Regions from separate parts of the Homo sapiens genome. Here region 2 is linked to region 1. A link is an interaction called in ENCODE POLR2A ChIA-PET data of the cell type or tissue named here. Cell type or tissue: Panc1. All regions are shown on one strand.

Region 1 (8,000 bases):
CAGCACTTTGGGAGGCTGAGGTGGGAGGATCACAAGGTCAGGAGATCGAGACCATCCTGTCTAACACAGTGAAACCCCATCTCTACTAAAAATACAAAAAAATTAGCCGGGCGTGGTGGCGGGCGCCTGTAGTCCCAGCTACTCAGGAGGCTGAGGCAGGAGAATGGAGTGAACCTGGGAGGCGGAGCTTGCAGTGAGCGGAGATTGCACCACTGCACCCCAGCCTGGGCGACAGAGCGAGACTCAAAAAACAACAACAACAACAACAACAACAACAAAAACAATGTACACGTTATCTTACAGTTTGTTATCTTACCGTTTGGTATATCAGAAGCCCTATCAGGGCTTCTGCAGAGCTATTTTCCTTCTACAGGTTGTAGGTGGAACTGGTTTCCTTGACTTTTCCAGCTTCTAGAGGTCACCTGCATTCCTTGACTTGGTCCCATCTGCCATCTTTAAAGCCAGCATCTTCAAATCTCTCCCCACTTCCCTCTCTCCTGACTTCTGCTTCCATTATCCTCACATCTCCTTTCTCTGACCCTTCTGCCTCCTTCTTATAAGGATCCTTTGATGACATTAGATTTACCCAGACAATGAGCATAATCTCCCCAACTTAAGATCTTTGATTTACATGGCAAGGTCCCTGTTGCTGTGTAAGGAAACTCACAGGCAAAGAGGGGCGGTTAGGATATGGACATCTTGGGATGGGAGGGGACCATTATTCAGCCTACCATAGGAAGGGGGCAGCAGATTGCAGGATTTTTTGTTTTTGTTTTTCTTTTGAGATGGAGTTTCATTCTTGTTGCCCAGGCTGGAGTGCGATGGCTCAATCTCAGCTCACTGCAACCTCCGCCTCCCGGGTTCAAGAGATTCTCATGTCTCAGCCTCCCGAGTAGCTGGGATTACAGGCATGCGCCACCATGCCAGGCTAATTTTGTATTTTTAGTAGAGATGGGGGTTTCTCCATGTTGATCAGGCTGGTGTCAAAATCCCAACCTCAGGTGATCCACCTGCCTCAGCCTCCCAAAGTGCTGGGATTATAGGCGTGAGCCACCACGCCTGGCCAGCAGATTGCAGTTTTAAGTAGGGCAGCCTGGGCAGGAAGTGACATTGGGCCAAGACTGAAGGAGATGAGGGACCTAGCCTGGCATATCTTGGGGATCAGCAGCGAGGATGGGTCCTGGGTGTATGAGCAGCATCTCTCAGCCCCCGACCTGCACATTCAGGTTTGCCCTTGTATGTACCCTTAGGTCTCCTTGGGGCCCACAGGGCATTGGGAAAGGGTCGACTGCCAACGTACCTTGCCCCAAAGCTCCTCCTCATCCCCCCTGCACCCTGCCACTGAAGGCCCTCACAGGCCACCAGTCTAAGTCCAGCAGCCTCCCCTCTCTCCTCATCTTTTTCAGCCTCTGCAGCACTTGACCCTGATGTCCTTCTGCTCTTGACCTGCACACCACTGCGCTCCGCAGTCCTCTCACCTCTGCCTGCTGCACTTCATCCATCTGCCCTTTAAACACAGGCCTTGCAGGCTGTCCTCAGCTTTTTCTCTTCTTGGGCCTTTTTTTTTTTTTTTTGGAGATGGAGTCTAACTCTGTCGCCCAGGCTGGAGTGCAGTGGCACAATCTTGGCTCACTGCAACCTCCACCTTTGGGGTTCAAGCGATTCTTCTACCTCAGCCTCCCAAGCAGCTGGCATTACAGGTACCCACCACCAGGCAGCTAATTTTCTGTATTTTTAGTAGAGATGGGGATTCACCATGTTGGCCAGGCTGGTCTTGGACTCTTGACCTCAAGTGATCCACCCACCTCAGCCTCCCAAAGTGCTGGGACTACAAGTGTGAGCCACCGTGCCTGGCCATGGACAATCTTATTTTTATTCCCTGACTCTGTTGCTACCTCTGAGCTGGTATCTCAATATTTACCTCCAGCCCTAGCCTCTCTTGAGCTTCAGAACCGTGCTATATTTTCCAACTGCCTTTGTTTCATTTCATCATGTGGCATACTTAGCTATTTATGTCATCTTCCCCATGAGACTGGAAATGCCTTGAAGACAGGTACCCTATTTTTTTGTTTCTTTGGTTTGTGTTATTGTTTTTTGTTTGTTTGTTTTGTTTTGTTTTGAGACAGTTTCACTCTTGTTGCCAAGGCTGGAGTGCAATGGCGTGATCTCAGCTCACTGCAACCTCCACCTGCTGGGTTCAAGTGATTCCCCTGCCTCAGCCTCCCAAGTAGCTGGGACTACAGGCATGCGCCACCACACCCAACCATTTTTGTATGTTTAGTAGAGATGGGGGGTTCACCATGTTGGCCAGGCTGGTCTCAAACTACTGACCTCAGGTGATCTGCCCACCTCAGCCTCTGAAAGTCCTGGGATTCCAGGCGTGAGCCACCGCACCCAGCCTACCCTGTTTTCTTCATCCTGGTGTCATCCTGGATTGGTCATATAACAATGGCAATTACCATAATAACCAGTATTTGGTTTTTTTTGGGGGGGACAGAGTTTCACTCTTGTCACCCAGGCTAGAGTGCAATGGCACGAACTCAGCTCACTGCAACCTCTGCCTCCCAGGTTCAAGTGATTCTCCTGCTTCAGCCTCCCAAGTAGCTGGGATTACAGGCGTGCACCACCATGCCTGGCTAATTTTTGTATTTTTAGTAGAGATGGGGTTTCACCATGTTGGCCAAGCTAGTCTCAAACTCCTGACCTCAGGTGATCCACCCACCTTGGCCTCCCAAAGTGCTGGGATTACAGGCATGAGCCACCGCGCCTGGCCAGTAACCAGTATTTACTGAGCACTTTCTATGTGTCAGGCACTGTGCTAAGCACATTACATATATTAATTCACTTAATCCTAACAACAACCCTATGAGACGGATAGTATTACAATCCTCATTTTACAGGTGAAGAAACTGAGGCTCAGAAAGGTAAACTACCTTCCTTAAGGTCTCACAGCTAAATAAATGGCAAAGCCAGAATTCAAACCCAGGCAGTCTGGCTGCAAAATCCAAAGGCAGTAGTTGGAATGGATTGGCATTCAGCTCCATTCCAAATTGGTACCTTTCTGCTTCAGAAACCAAAGAGCTAAAAAGTGCATTTCCCAGATGTCCTTGCAGCTAGGAAGTGAATTATGTCGCACTAATTAGATGCAGATGAATACGATTCGGAAAGTGGAAGTGAGGTGAAGACCCTCCTCTGCTGCTTTGATTGTTCCTGCTAGCACGTCTGGTCATGAGGCTGTGGGATTTTTCTGGAGCAGTGTCCAGTGTCCAGTCATTTGCTTTGTAGGTATTGAGTATTGTGAGACAGTTGAACCACAAGGAGCAGTAGTGGTTTCCTGATCCATGGATCACAGCTGCAATTTGTGTTCATGGGTTCAGTCAGCTTCAGGATCCCCACCAGCTAGAGTAGTTTATTTCCTGCAACTAGAATTCAGGATGATACCTTCAAGGAAGGGATCTGAGAGTGGATATCTGAAGTCTCAGTTATCACATGTAATGACAAAATGAATAAATTAATTTACTACCTGGGATCACCAGGAATGACTGGCCTATTGAAGGTAAGGCTTTGGCAGGCTACACACTGTTGAGATTAAATCGTTATGGTGGGGAAAGGAAATCAAAGGCCCTGGTGTGGTCTGCCTGCTTAACTGCACTGGTGAGCTTAAAGAATTAAAAAAAAAAAAAAAAAAAAAAAAAAGGCCGAGCGTGGTGGCTCACATCTGTAATCCCAGCACTTTGGGAGGCTGAGGTGGGCGGATCACCAGGTCAAGAGTTTGAGACCAGCCTGGCCAACATGGTGAAACCCCGTCTCTACTAAAAATACAAAAATTAGCTGGGTATGGTGGCGCATGCTTGTAGTTCCAGCTACTCAGGAAGCTGAGGCAGGAGGATCACTTGAACCCGGGAGGCAGAGGTTTCAGTGAGCTGAGATCGTGCCACTGCACTCCAGCCTGGGCAACAGAGTGAGACTCTGTCTCAAAAAGATAAATAAATAAATAAACAAGAAAAAAATGGCCAGGTAAGGTGGCTCATGCCTGTAATCCCAGCACTTTGGGAGACCAAGGTGGGCAGATCACGAGGTCAGGAGTTCGAGACCAGCCTGGCCAACATAGTGAAACCCCATCTCTACTAAAAATACAAAAATTAGCCAGGCGTGGTGGTGCACACCTATAATCCCAGCTACTTAAGAAGCTGAGGCAGGAGAATCGCTTGAACCCAGGAGGTGGAGGTTAGAGTGAGATGAGATCACACCATTGCACTCCAGTCTGAGCAACAGACAGAGACTCCGTCTCAAAAAAAAAAAAAAAAAATTCATTTAACTTGGCCCAGGAATTTGGGTGGCCGAGGCAAGCGGATCACTGGAGGGCAGTTCGAGACCAGCCTGGCCAACATGGCAAAACCCCGTCTCTCCTAAGAATACAATAAATGAGCCGGGAGAGGTGATGCACCCCTGTAATTTCAGCTACTCGGGAGGCTGAGGCACGAGAATCGCTTGAACCTGGGAGGCAGAGGTTGCAGTGAGTGGAGATGGTGCCACTGCACTCCAGCCTGGGTGACAGAGCGAGACCCTGTCTCCAAAAGTAAATAAATAAATAAACAAAGATTCATCTGTGTTGTTGCATGTAACAGTAGTTCCTTTTTTTGTTGAGTTATATTCCATTGTGTGCATGCACTGCCATCTGTTTATCTATTCACCAGCTGAAAAATGTTTAGACTGTTTCCGATTTGAGGTATTTATGAATAAAGTTGCCATAAACACTCAATGTATGGATTTTTGCGTTTTCATTTCATTTTTCTTGAGTAGTTTTCATTTCTCTTGGGTACCTAGGAGTGAGATGCTGGGCCATGTGGTAAGTGGTTGTTTTTTGTTTGTTTGTTTGAGACAGAGTCTCGCTCTGTCACCCAGGCTGGAGTACAGTGGCATGGTCTCGGCTCACTGCAACCTCTGCCTCCCATGTTCAGGCAATTCTCCCACCTCAGCCTCCCGAGTAGCTGGGATTACAGGCATGCACCACCACGCCTGGCTAATTTTTTAGTGTTGGGATTACAGGCGTGAGCCACTGCGCCTGGCCAAGAGTATCTTTTATGTACAACTATTATGTACCCGTAAAAATATTTTTGAATGAATAAATTTATTTTACTCATAAAAAAACTGAGGCCCAGAGGGTGACTGACTCAAGGTCACAGAGATAGTGACAGGGCTGGGACAAGGATTCAGAGTGTAGAGCTTCTCAGCTTTTCTCACTCTGGTGGGTGACCCAGACCACGTGCAATGGGAATGTTGCTGACTTCATCTTCCTTCATCAAGAGTTGCTGGGGCTTCCCCAAGGGCTGGGAGTGGAGAGAGGCCGCAGGCCAGGGCCAGGGACTGGGTGGAGCTGGGAGTGAGTGTCTGTGCACGACCCTTCTCATCTCTGGTGAGCATAACCAGATTGGGACAGGCCTTCAGAGAAGGAAGGGGCAGGGGCAGTCGTGGCACCTGGGAAGAGGACACTGGAATTCTGTGCTCAGCTTACAATAATATCAAACCTTATGTAGCACTTACCCTGGGCCAGATAGGGTCCTAAAAGCTTGACATATATTAATTCATTTAATCCTCCCAACAATCCCAAGAATGCACTCTCTTTAGCCCTATTTTAGGAGCGAGGAAATGAAGGAGCTGAGAGGTTAAGGGACTTGCCCAGGAACGCCAGTTCGCCAGTGGCTTGCCAGGGATTTGAGCCTGGAGAGTCTCACTCTCTGTCCGCATCTCAGTCGCGCTGATCTCGGCCACACGTAGGTCCATAGGCTGGTCCTCCCTCACGAGTGGCCTCCGCGAGCCCCTGGCCCCTGGAGCGCCCTCCTCCCAGCCACCAGACCCTCTGAGGCCTGACTCCTGGCTAGGCGGGGCTAAGGGGCGAGGAGAGCTGGGGGACAAAGCCCCTTTACGTCGGGGTGGGATTCCCCTTAAAGCCACTGCCAAGACGGAACAGGATGGGGGACAGAGAGGGACTGGGGGAAGGCGCCAAAGCCCGGGACCGAGGAGGAGAGGGGAGGAGGTGGACTCTACTCGAGGGAGGATCCGAGGGCGGGCAAGCGGAACCCTCCTCCTTAAAGATCTCGCAGTGAGGTTAGGGAGCTGCTCCCCGGCTCTGGGAAGCCGCTATCCTGCCCATACCCTCCTTTCTCTCCGCTGCTGCCCCTGCCTCGCTCCCGCGCGCTCCCATTGGGTGGTGCCTGGGTGTCCCCGGCTCGGCAGCTGCGGCTGCTTCCCAGCCCCGGGGTCTCAGGGCCGTCCCGCCGGTCCCAGGGCACCGCTCCTGTGCCCCACGCCGCCGCTTCCCCAGTTGCCCCCTGACTGCAAGAGTCTCCTGGTTTTCGGCTTGTCCTGGGACTCCTGGGAGAGCCCACCGAGAGTTCTGGGGCACCTGCAACCTCCCTCGTCTCCTAAGAGGGTGGGGGAGTTCTTTTCTAAATATCATAAACCTCAAGGGGAAAAACCAAGGGGTGTATGTGTGCACGTTTGGGGTAATATTTGAGTATTAAAAAACAACCTTCCTCCCAAAATAAATATATGAATAATAAAAAATTAGCCTGCCTTGGCCGGGCGCAGTGGCTCACGCCTGTAATCCCAGCACTTTGGGAGGCCGAGGTGGGCGGATCACGAGGTCAGGATATCGAGACCATCCTGGCTAACACGGTGAAGCCCCGTCTCTACTAAAAATATAAAAAATTAGCCGGGCGTGGTGGTAGGCGCCTGTAGTCCCAGCTACTCAGGAGGCTGAGGCAGGAGAATGGCGTGAACCCGGGAGGCGGAGCTTGCAGTGAGCCGAGATCTCGCCACTGCACTCCAGCCTGGGCGACAGAGCGAGATTCCGTCTCAAAATAAATAACCAAATTAATTAAATTAAATTTAAAAATTTAAAAAAATTAGCCTGCCTTGGTGGTGCGCACCTGTTATCCCAGCAACTCGGGAGGCTGAGGCAGGAGGACTGCTTGAGACCAGGGGTTGAAAAACAGGCTGGGCAACAAAGTAAGACTCCATCTCTACAAAAAATTTTAAAATTCACCTGGCGTGGTCGCGTGTGCCTTTGGTCCCAGCTACACAAGGGGCCCAGACGGGAGGATTGCCTGAGCCCCAGAGGTTGAGGCTGCAGTGACCCATGTTTGCACCACTGCACTCCAGCCTGGGTGACAGAGTGAGATCTTGTCACAAAGATAAATAAATAAATAAGTAGAATGCAGAGCAATGAAACCCTCATATGTTGCTGGTGGGAATACAAAACGTGTACAACTACTTTGGAAAACAGTTGGGCCGTTTTTTCTAAGTTTAAAAATACACCTCCCAGCGCGGTGGCTCACGCCTGTAATCCCAACACTTTGGGAGGCTGAGGCGGGCGGATCACGAGGTCACGAGTTCAAGACCAGCCTGGCCAATATGGTGAAACCCTGTCTCTACTAAAAATACAAAAAAAAAAAAAAAATAGCCAGGCGTGGTGGCATGCGCCTGTATTCCCAGCTACTTGGGAGGTTGAGGCAGAAGAATTGCTTGAACCTGGGAGGCGGAGTTTGCAGTGAGCTGAAATCTTGCCATTGCACTCCAGCCTTGGGCAACAGAGCAAGACTCTGTCTCAAAAAAAATAGTAATAAAAATAAAAATATACTTACCAGCTCGGTGTGGTGGCTCACACCTCTGATCCCAGCACTTTGGGAGGCCGAGGTGGGTGGATCACCTGAGGTCAAGAGTTCGAGACCAGCCTGACCAACATAGAGAAACCCCGTCTCTACTAAAAATACAAAATTAGCCAGGCGTGGTGGTGCATGCCTGTAATCCTAGCTACTTGGGAGGCTGAGGCAAAAGAATCACCTGAACCCGGGAGGCGGAGGTTGCAGTGAGCCAAGTTTGTGCCATTGCACTCCAGCCTGGGTGACAAGAGTGAAACTCCATTCTCAAAAAAATAAATAAATAAAATAAAATAAATAAACAGATGGTTCAAGTTTGGCCTCTCCCAGTAGGAATCC
Region 2 (8,000 bases), 340 kb before region 1:
TATTTTTTATTTTTTTATAAACATCCCCAACTTGCTTGTTTTATTGGAGAAGAGGACATGGAATAAACATCTGGGATGTGAGTCTGGGAAGAACCCCCTCTCCTCCCCATATATGCCTACTGCCCCAAACTAAAAATAACCAACTCTGGGAGAGCAGCTGAGACAGCAACTGGGGGCAGAAGAAGGAGACACGGAACTGGAGGGCAGTGGTGAAGAGACCACACGTGTGCTGGGAGGGCCCAGAGGCAGTGACAGCATGAACAGTGCAAGTACAAGTCTCTGTGCCTTCCCTGGGGTTGTGTATAAATATATAGAAATGAGGCCTTCTATCCCATTTCTCTCCCTTCCGCTCCTTGCTGCCTGCCACAGTCCCAGCTCCTCTTTCCACACGAGGGCGAAGGGAAGTGGAGGATGAACAAGTCATCACTGAATTGCGATCAGACCCACATCCATCAGCTTCTGGATCTTTAAATGGAAGTTTTAGAACTAAGAAATATAATAATCAAAATAAAAAACTCAATGGATACACGTAACAGGAGAATAAAAGGCCAGAGGAAAGAATCAGTGAACTGGAAGAGAGGACAATAAAAATTACCCAATCTGAATAATAAAGAGAACTGAACAACAGACTGAAGAAGAATAAAATGAACCAAGTCTCAGGATCAGGGAGACTCTAACAAAAGATCTAACAGTCAAGTCACTGGGGTTCAGAAGGAAAGGAAAAGAAGTATTGCTGAAAAATAACTCAAAGAAATAAGGAATAAAAATTCCCCAAATTTGGCAAAAGACGTAAACCCACAGATTCAGGAAGCTGAGCAAACCCTAAACAGAATAAACCCAAAGAAATTCATACCTAGACATATTATAGTCAGAATTCTGAAAACTACAAATAAAAACCTGAAAGCAGCTAAAGAGAAACAATGCTTTACCTTTAGGGAAAAAACAATTTGAAGGACAGAAGATTTCTCATCATAAACTATGGAGGCTAGCAGGGAGTGGCATAGTTTTCAAGTGCTGAAAGCAAAGAACTGTTGATGCAGAATTCAGTGCCCAGTAAAAATATCCTTCAGGAATGAAGACAAAATGAAAACATTCTCAGATGAAGAAAAACTAAGAATGTGTTTCCAGCAGGCCTACCCTAAAAGAATGGCTAAAGTAAGTTCTCTAAACAGAAAGAAAATGATAAAAGAAGACAACTTGAAACATTAGGAAGGAGGAAAAAACATGATAATTTTTAAAAAATAAGTTAATACAATAGACTTTCCTTCTCTTGAATTTCCTATAAATTATGTTCAATGGTTGAGGCAAAAATTCTAACACTGTCTGATGTGATTCTAAATGTATTTAGATGAAATATTTAAGAAATTATATTATAAATGAGAGACGGTAAAGGAATATAAAGAGGTAAGGATTCTTCAACTGATAAAATAATGATAGCAATAGACTGTGATAAGTTATGTATATATAATAAAATACTCAGCAGCACTAAAAATGCTATACAAAAACGTTTACTAAAAGACACAATACATAAATCAAAATGGATTCTTAAAAATGTTCAAGTAACCAACAGGACAGTAGGAGAAAAACATAAATAGAAAAAAGAGAACAATTAGAAAACAAAAATTTAAATGGCAGCTTAAGCCCTAATATATCAATAATTATGTTAAATATAAATGGCCTAAATGTACCAATTAAAAGACAGAGATTGGCGGAGTATATTTTAAAACATGAACCAACTATATGCTATCTCCAAAAACTTATCTCAACTATAAGTGTCTAGATTAACATCAGATAAAGTATACTTCAAAGCAAAAAAATTATGAGACAGAGAGAGACAGTGTATAATTTAAAAAGACCAATTCACCAAGAAGAAATAGTGATTTAGTAAGAAGACATTCCTAATGTTTATACACCAAACAAAAGAGTTGCAAAATATGTGAATGAAAGACTGATGGAACTAAAATATTAGATAGACAAATCCACAATTATAGTTAAGGACTCCAATATTCCTTTCTCACAGTCAATAGAACAATTAGCAAGAATATTATCAAGGATATAAAAGAACTTAACAGTACCATCAACCAACAGGATCTAATTGATATTTATAAACATTCTACCTAACAAAAGCAGAATAAATATTCTATTCAAGTGCCCACAGGACATATACCAAGATAGGCCATACTCTGGGATATAAAATAAACCTCAACAAGTTGTAAATAACTTAAACCATACAGAGTATGTTCTCTAGCCAAAATAAATAAACTGAATGTAAACAAAGGAAAGATAACAGGATCTATCCAAACACTTATTAACTAAACAATATACATCTAAATAACTCATGGGTTGAAGAGGAAGTCTCAAAAGAAAATTTTTAAAGCACATTATTTGCAAATACATTCACATTTGGAGGTAATGGGAGTTAGGACTTTAACATATCTTTTTTGGAGAATGCAATTCAACCCATAACAGAAACAAAAAGCACAAGCGACAACAAAACAAAAAAAAAAAATAGATAAATTGGACCTCAACTAGTTTCTGACAGAGTCAAAAATAATTCAGTGGAAGAAAGTTAGCCTTTTCAACAAATGATGCTGAAGTAATTATATACAAATAGGCAAAACAAAAATAAAACAAAAAATCTTGATTTAAGTTTCATATTTTGCACAAAAATTAACTCAAAATAGATCACAGACTTAATTGACTATAAAATGTAAAACTATAGAACTTTTAGAAAAACAATAGGGGAAATCCTCAAGATAAAGGGTAGGTAAAGAGGTGTTAGATTTGACATCAAAAGCATAATCCATATAAGGAAAAATCTACTGGACTTCATCAAAATTAAAAACTTTGTACTGCAAAAGACCTTGTTAAGGAGGATGAGAAGACAAGCAATGGACTAGGAAAAATTATTTGCAGACCACATATTCAGCATAGGACTAGGATCTAGAATACATAATGAACTCTCAGAACTCAACAACAAAAGAACAAGCAATTGCATTAGAAAATGGGCAAAAACATCACAAGACTTTCACTGAATAGTTCATACCGATGGCAAATAAGCACACAAAATGAAATTCAACATTAGAGAAATACAAATTTAAGCCACAATGAGATATTACTCAACACCTATCAGAATGGCTTAAATAAGACTTAGTGGCAACACTACATGCTGGCAAGGACCCAGAGAAACTAGAGCACTCATATATTGCTAATGAGAATGTAAAATGGCACAGCCACTCTGGAAAACAGTTTAGCAGTTTTTAAAGAACCAAACAAGCAACTCTCATACATCCCAGCAATTACAAACCTGATCATTTATCCCAGAGAAATGAAATCTATGTTCACACAAAAACCTGTATGCAAACATTTATAGCAGCTTTATTTGTAATAGCCAAAAAATGCAAACAATCCAGGTGCCCTTCAATGGGTGGCAAACCGTGGTACATTCATGTCATAGAGTACTACTCAGCAATGAAAAGAAATAAACTATCACTACATGCAATGACCCATGTGAATCTCTAAAGAATTATACTGAGTAAAAAAAAAAATCCTCAGGGATTGTATGATTTGTATATTGTATGATTCCATTTATGTAATACTCTCAAAAAGATTCCATTTATATAACATTCTTGAAATACAGAAATGGGGAACAGATTAGTAATTGCTTGGGGGTTAAACAGTGTCACAGGAGAGAAGTGGGTGTGTCCAAATGAGGACAACATGAGGGAAATTTGTGATGATGGTAAAGTTCTGTATCTTAATTGTATAAATGTCAATATCCTGGTTGTGATATGCGATAGTACATCTTGCAATGTTTACTGAGCACATTAATAAATTAAGCATGTATATGACAGGTACTGTTCTGAGCACACTAATCTTCAAAATAACCCCATCAAGAAGGTTCAGTTAACACACAGTTTATGGATAAGAAAACTGAAGCACAGAAGGTTAAGTTACTTGCACAAGGTCACATAGCTAGAACCAGGACTGGAAGCCAGGCAGCCCACTGCAGAGTCCATCCTTTTAACCACTACTGCCTGAGATCTTTCTAAAATCCCTACTTTCCCTGACCCTGAGATTCTTATTGAAAAGGTCTGGGTCAGGTCTTGAGCTTGGAGAGTTTCTTAAACTTCCTCATATTGTTTTCATCAGAGCCTGAACCCACTCTCAGGAGTTGTGCCTTTTAACAGCACAATCAGGAGCAAGATACCACAACTCGTATCCCTCTGACCAGAGCTTAGTTTCATGGCCATAGTTATTTTCAAGGGAGGCTGGGAAATGTCATCTTTGGGTGGCTGGCCATGTGCTCATCTAAATTTCTACTTCTGTGAAAGGAGAAAGGATAAGGGGCGGGGTGGGGAGGCACCCAGCAGGCTCAGCTATGCTCTGCCTGCTAGGTAAGCAAGCATTCTTGCCATTGTGTCTAATAGTCCACTGCTCAAAGCTGCAGCATGGAGTCCAAATCTGGGAAGGCAACGCAGCCATAGGATGACCAACATTTTCCATTTGCCTGGGCTTATTGGGTTCTCAGGATGTAGGACTTTCAGTTTTAAAACTAGGAAAGTTCCAGGCAAACAGGAACAAGGTGGCCACTCTACCCGGAAGGGCTCTCTTGTCCTGATCTTGCCCCACCCACCTGTCCTGCCACATCTCTCTGCAAGCTCCACCAGACTGCAGTTTCTTATGCTCTTGTCAATCTCCTTTTCTTTCATTTGACCATTTCAACCATTTATGGTGCACCTACTTATGTGCCCAGCACTGCTCTGTTCACAGTAGATACAGCACCTCTACTTAAACACTCCCTTCCCCTTGGCTAACTCTTCATCTTTCAGGTTTCAGGTTTCAGCTTTGAGAAATCTTCATCAAGGAAGTCTCCCTTATCCTCCTAATCTGGGTCTCTTGTTCCTGAGATGCTCTTCCCAAGATAGCATCTGTCTCACTATACTGTGCACCTTCACTTACCTGCTTCCCAGTAGCCAGAAGTCTTGATCACCCTTTTGTATTAGTGTTGAGAACAATCTGGCACATAAATGGTTGTTGAATGAATGCATGCTGCCTCTTCAGAAGTGTAGGAGTGGCTCAAAGGCAGGACCTGTGCACCATTATCCCTGGCTATCTTCCTCCCCTTGCTGCTCAAAACAGAGCTCACAGCAGGGAACTTTTGACAAGACCTGCCTTCCAATACAACACCTCTGGACTCCAAGTGCAGTGCTGGACTGGAAACTGCCTTCTGAGCAAAGCAGGAGACGAAACAGGAGAGTTGCCCTTGTGACCCAAGCCCCCAGGCTGCTTTTCCCACTCCACACCCTCTGGCCATTTAGTTACCTGATAATAGTCCTCCTAGCAATAATGATAGCAACACTATTACCCTGCAATTAGCCAATAATAACACCAGCTTGGCCACCAAACAAGGCTCAAGGCCTGAAGTTATTGCTGTAAAAACGGAAGCTGAGTTTTCCTAATAGAGAGAGGAAACAAGGGTCCTTTGTGCCAACCTTCCAAAGCCAAACAGGAATAGCACCCCTTCCAGTGTTCCCTCCTGTCAGCACAGACAGCCAAGCAAGGATAGAACAGAATGAACATGTGTGTGTGTGTGTGTGCACATGTGCACATGTGTGCCTTGCAGGATGGCAATCTGGGGGTAGTGAACAATACTCAGGGAAGATCTTATTAGTGAATATTTTTAAAGTTTCCAAACAGAATAAATTCCCCATGAAGTTTATTGGAGAGGTGTGGGAGAGAGGGTAAGGTGGGAGTGGGCAACCCTTTAAACAAAACACAGGATGCAAGATCTCCTTCATAAACTGGAGGGCTCCAGGGCTCTAGTCACACCCCTCATAGCCCAGCAGGTCACACTGGACATCATTTCAAACTAGACTCTGCCTGAAGTATGGCCCTTATGATGGATTTGCTTCTGCTATGTTTTTATACTCATTCCGGCAGAAGGGGAGACACCTGAACCCAGCCCACCCTCAGGTTGCTCTCCAGGTGGATAATCCACCTGGCTTTCTCAGGGAATGGGGTGGGGCCGGGCTGGCACACTTTCACCCTCCCAGTCCCCATAGATCTTCCTCTCTCCTCCTCCCTTTTGTGGCCACCCAGGGTCTACGAATCCGTGGAAGGCAGAGAGTCCCTCTGCCTTAGAATAGGTCATAGGAGGCCTTGTAAAATGAAACAAAAACAACTTCTTGCTAAACATGGTTGCAGATAATCAGTACCATGGCTGACATCCACTAAGGTGGATAACTGAGAATTGATAGTAATCATGTTTCAAAAGGTGTTTATGCATGCCCTTACTTCAGTACCAGAGATAGGAGAAGAGCTCTTGCTTCTGCATCACAGAAGGAGACAGTGTGGGCTAAGAGCACTACGAGCCTGCAGGGAGAGACAAGGGAGAAGGTGACTGACACCAAAGGCCCACTGAGAGGGGCTTTCTTCTGGGGCCTGGCATTTGGATGCATGAGGGAGAAAAGAAAAAGAATTTGTTTTGACCCAAAAGCCCATCTCCACATTGCCATAGAAGACAAAAAGGTGGGGGTAGAGCCAGAGCAGGTATGCGTGCTCAGGCAGACAGATACCAGGAGAGAGCAGGGCCAGAAGATTGGCCTTTGCCTCTGGGAGGGAGACCCACAGGTTTCTGTGCCCTGAGTTGGAGACCTGGACTCTCATTAAACTTGACTCCTCATCTCCCAAGTCAGGACCAGCATGTGCAGGATTCCTAGCTTGAGGTCTGGACCCTCCAGCTGGCCCCCAAGGACCTGGCAGCCCTGGACACGAACCTGGATGCTGCACCAGATCCTCAGGGGATGGTGCCCCCTCTCAGGAAGTCTCTGTTCCCTGAGCAAAAGCCAGACACAGTGGCCTGAGAGCTGAAACAGTGCTTGACACCACAGCTGTGGGGAGACAGCTCTGTGCACCCCCACACCCCTTCTACATCCCTGAATATCCATCTCACACAGCATTGAGGGGCACCTTCTTGAAGTGTCCCATGAAGGAACAGTGGCCAGGGCTCCCACACCACCCACTGTCTGGGCCATGTGTCCACCACAGGCAGCAAGGGCCCTGAAGGCAGGGTCTCCCCTTCCCCCACGTGGATGCAGCGTGAGTTTCTACACGGAAGAGGAACCCTGCAGCTCCTATACTGTGGAGGAGGAACCTCCACAGGGCCACGGACAAATAGTGACCTGCCCAAGGCCACACAGCCAATGCCTACAGAGCAAGTTCAGGGCCCCAGGGCCCCAGCTGCCTGGCCAAAGGCTCCTTCCTTTTACTCTCAGGAAAAGGGAAGGTTGGATCCTGACCGCACAGCAAATCCACCCCCACCTATGTAGAGCAGTTCATGTTGTTGGTGACTTCTCTAGATTGCCTGTTCGCATGAAAACAGAATAATCAGTAGATCCTCTCACGGGGCTCAGAGGAGAACAACGTCAGAGGAAAGGATACCTCAAGTCTGCTTCATAATTCATAATTCAATCTCAGCTGGGAATCGCATCAACTCCTGTATAGAGTAACAAGAGCAGCCCTTCTCAATCTGTTCCCCTTGCTCACCCTCCCAACCCACAGTCGCCTCATGGCCACTGTTCCTAGACTTGCACAAACACTCACACTCTCCCAGGCCCCTCAACCTGTATGCCTTCCACCCTTTCCAAGCCCGGGATCAATACAGCCGTGCCTGGACCAGGTGAAACCAAGGAAAACTATAACTTGTCTCCCAGCCTTTCTCAACAGCAGGGAAATCCCCACCCTTTTCCCTCTTGTTCAAGTGAGGGAAAGTCTAGAGGGTAAAGCAGTGCAGCATACAGGGCCAGGATCAGTGCTCATCACGTGCACCCTGGTCAAAGGCCCTGACTGGACAGCACTGCTGAACGAAGCCTGAGGCACATTTCAGGAATGAATGAGTTAATCAATTGCCTATCATACAGATGGGAAGGTTGACAGAGTGCCTGCCACGACGGAGTGCAGTGAGGACCCTTGCCTATCCTGTCTCCTCTGGGTCACCC

What was found. Peaks named below come from ENCODE experiments on the same cell type or tissue, not always from the same donor. Only the 100,000 strongest peaks of a DNase experiment are listed, where the experiment ranks them.
Region 2: POLR2A ChIA-PET joins it to region 1 with 8 read pairs; 2 of 35 experiments call an interaction of 5 or more read pairs at or near these places.

Annotation. Positions count from the first base shown.
Region 1 is chr12:52,959,408-52,967,407 of GRCh38, forward strand. No RefSeq gene overlaps it. Among named protein-coding and RNA genes, the nearest start is that of KRT18, 14 kb to the left of the region's middle. RefSeq lists an enhancer at 5,492-6,135. In Panc1, no CTCF peak of the experiment used is centred here; no DNase peak of the experiment used is centred here; H3K27ac peaks cover 4,841 bases.
Region 2 is chr12:52,622,322-52,630,321 of GRCh38, forward strand. It overlaps a transcript of KRT73 not described here. Among named protein-coding and RNA genes, the nearest start is that of KRT73, 7.8 kb to the left of the region's middle. In Panc1, no CTCF peak of the experiment used is centred here; no DNase peak of the experiment used is centred here; H3K27me3 peaks cover 2,544 bases.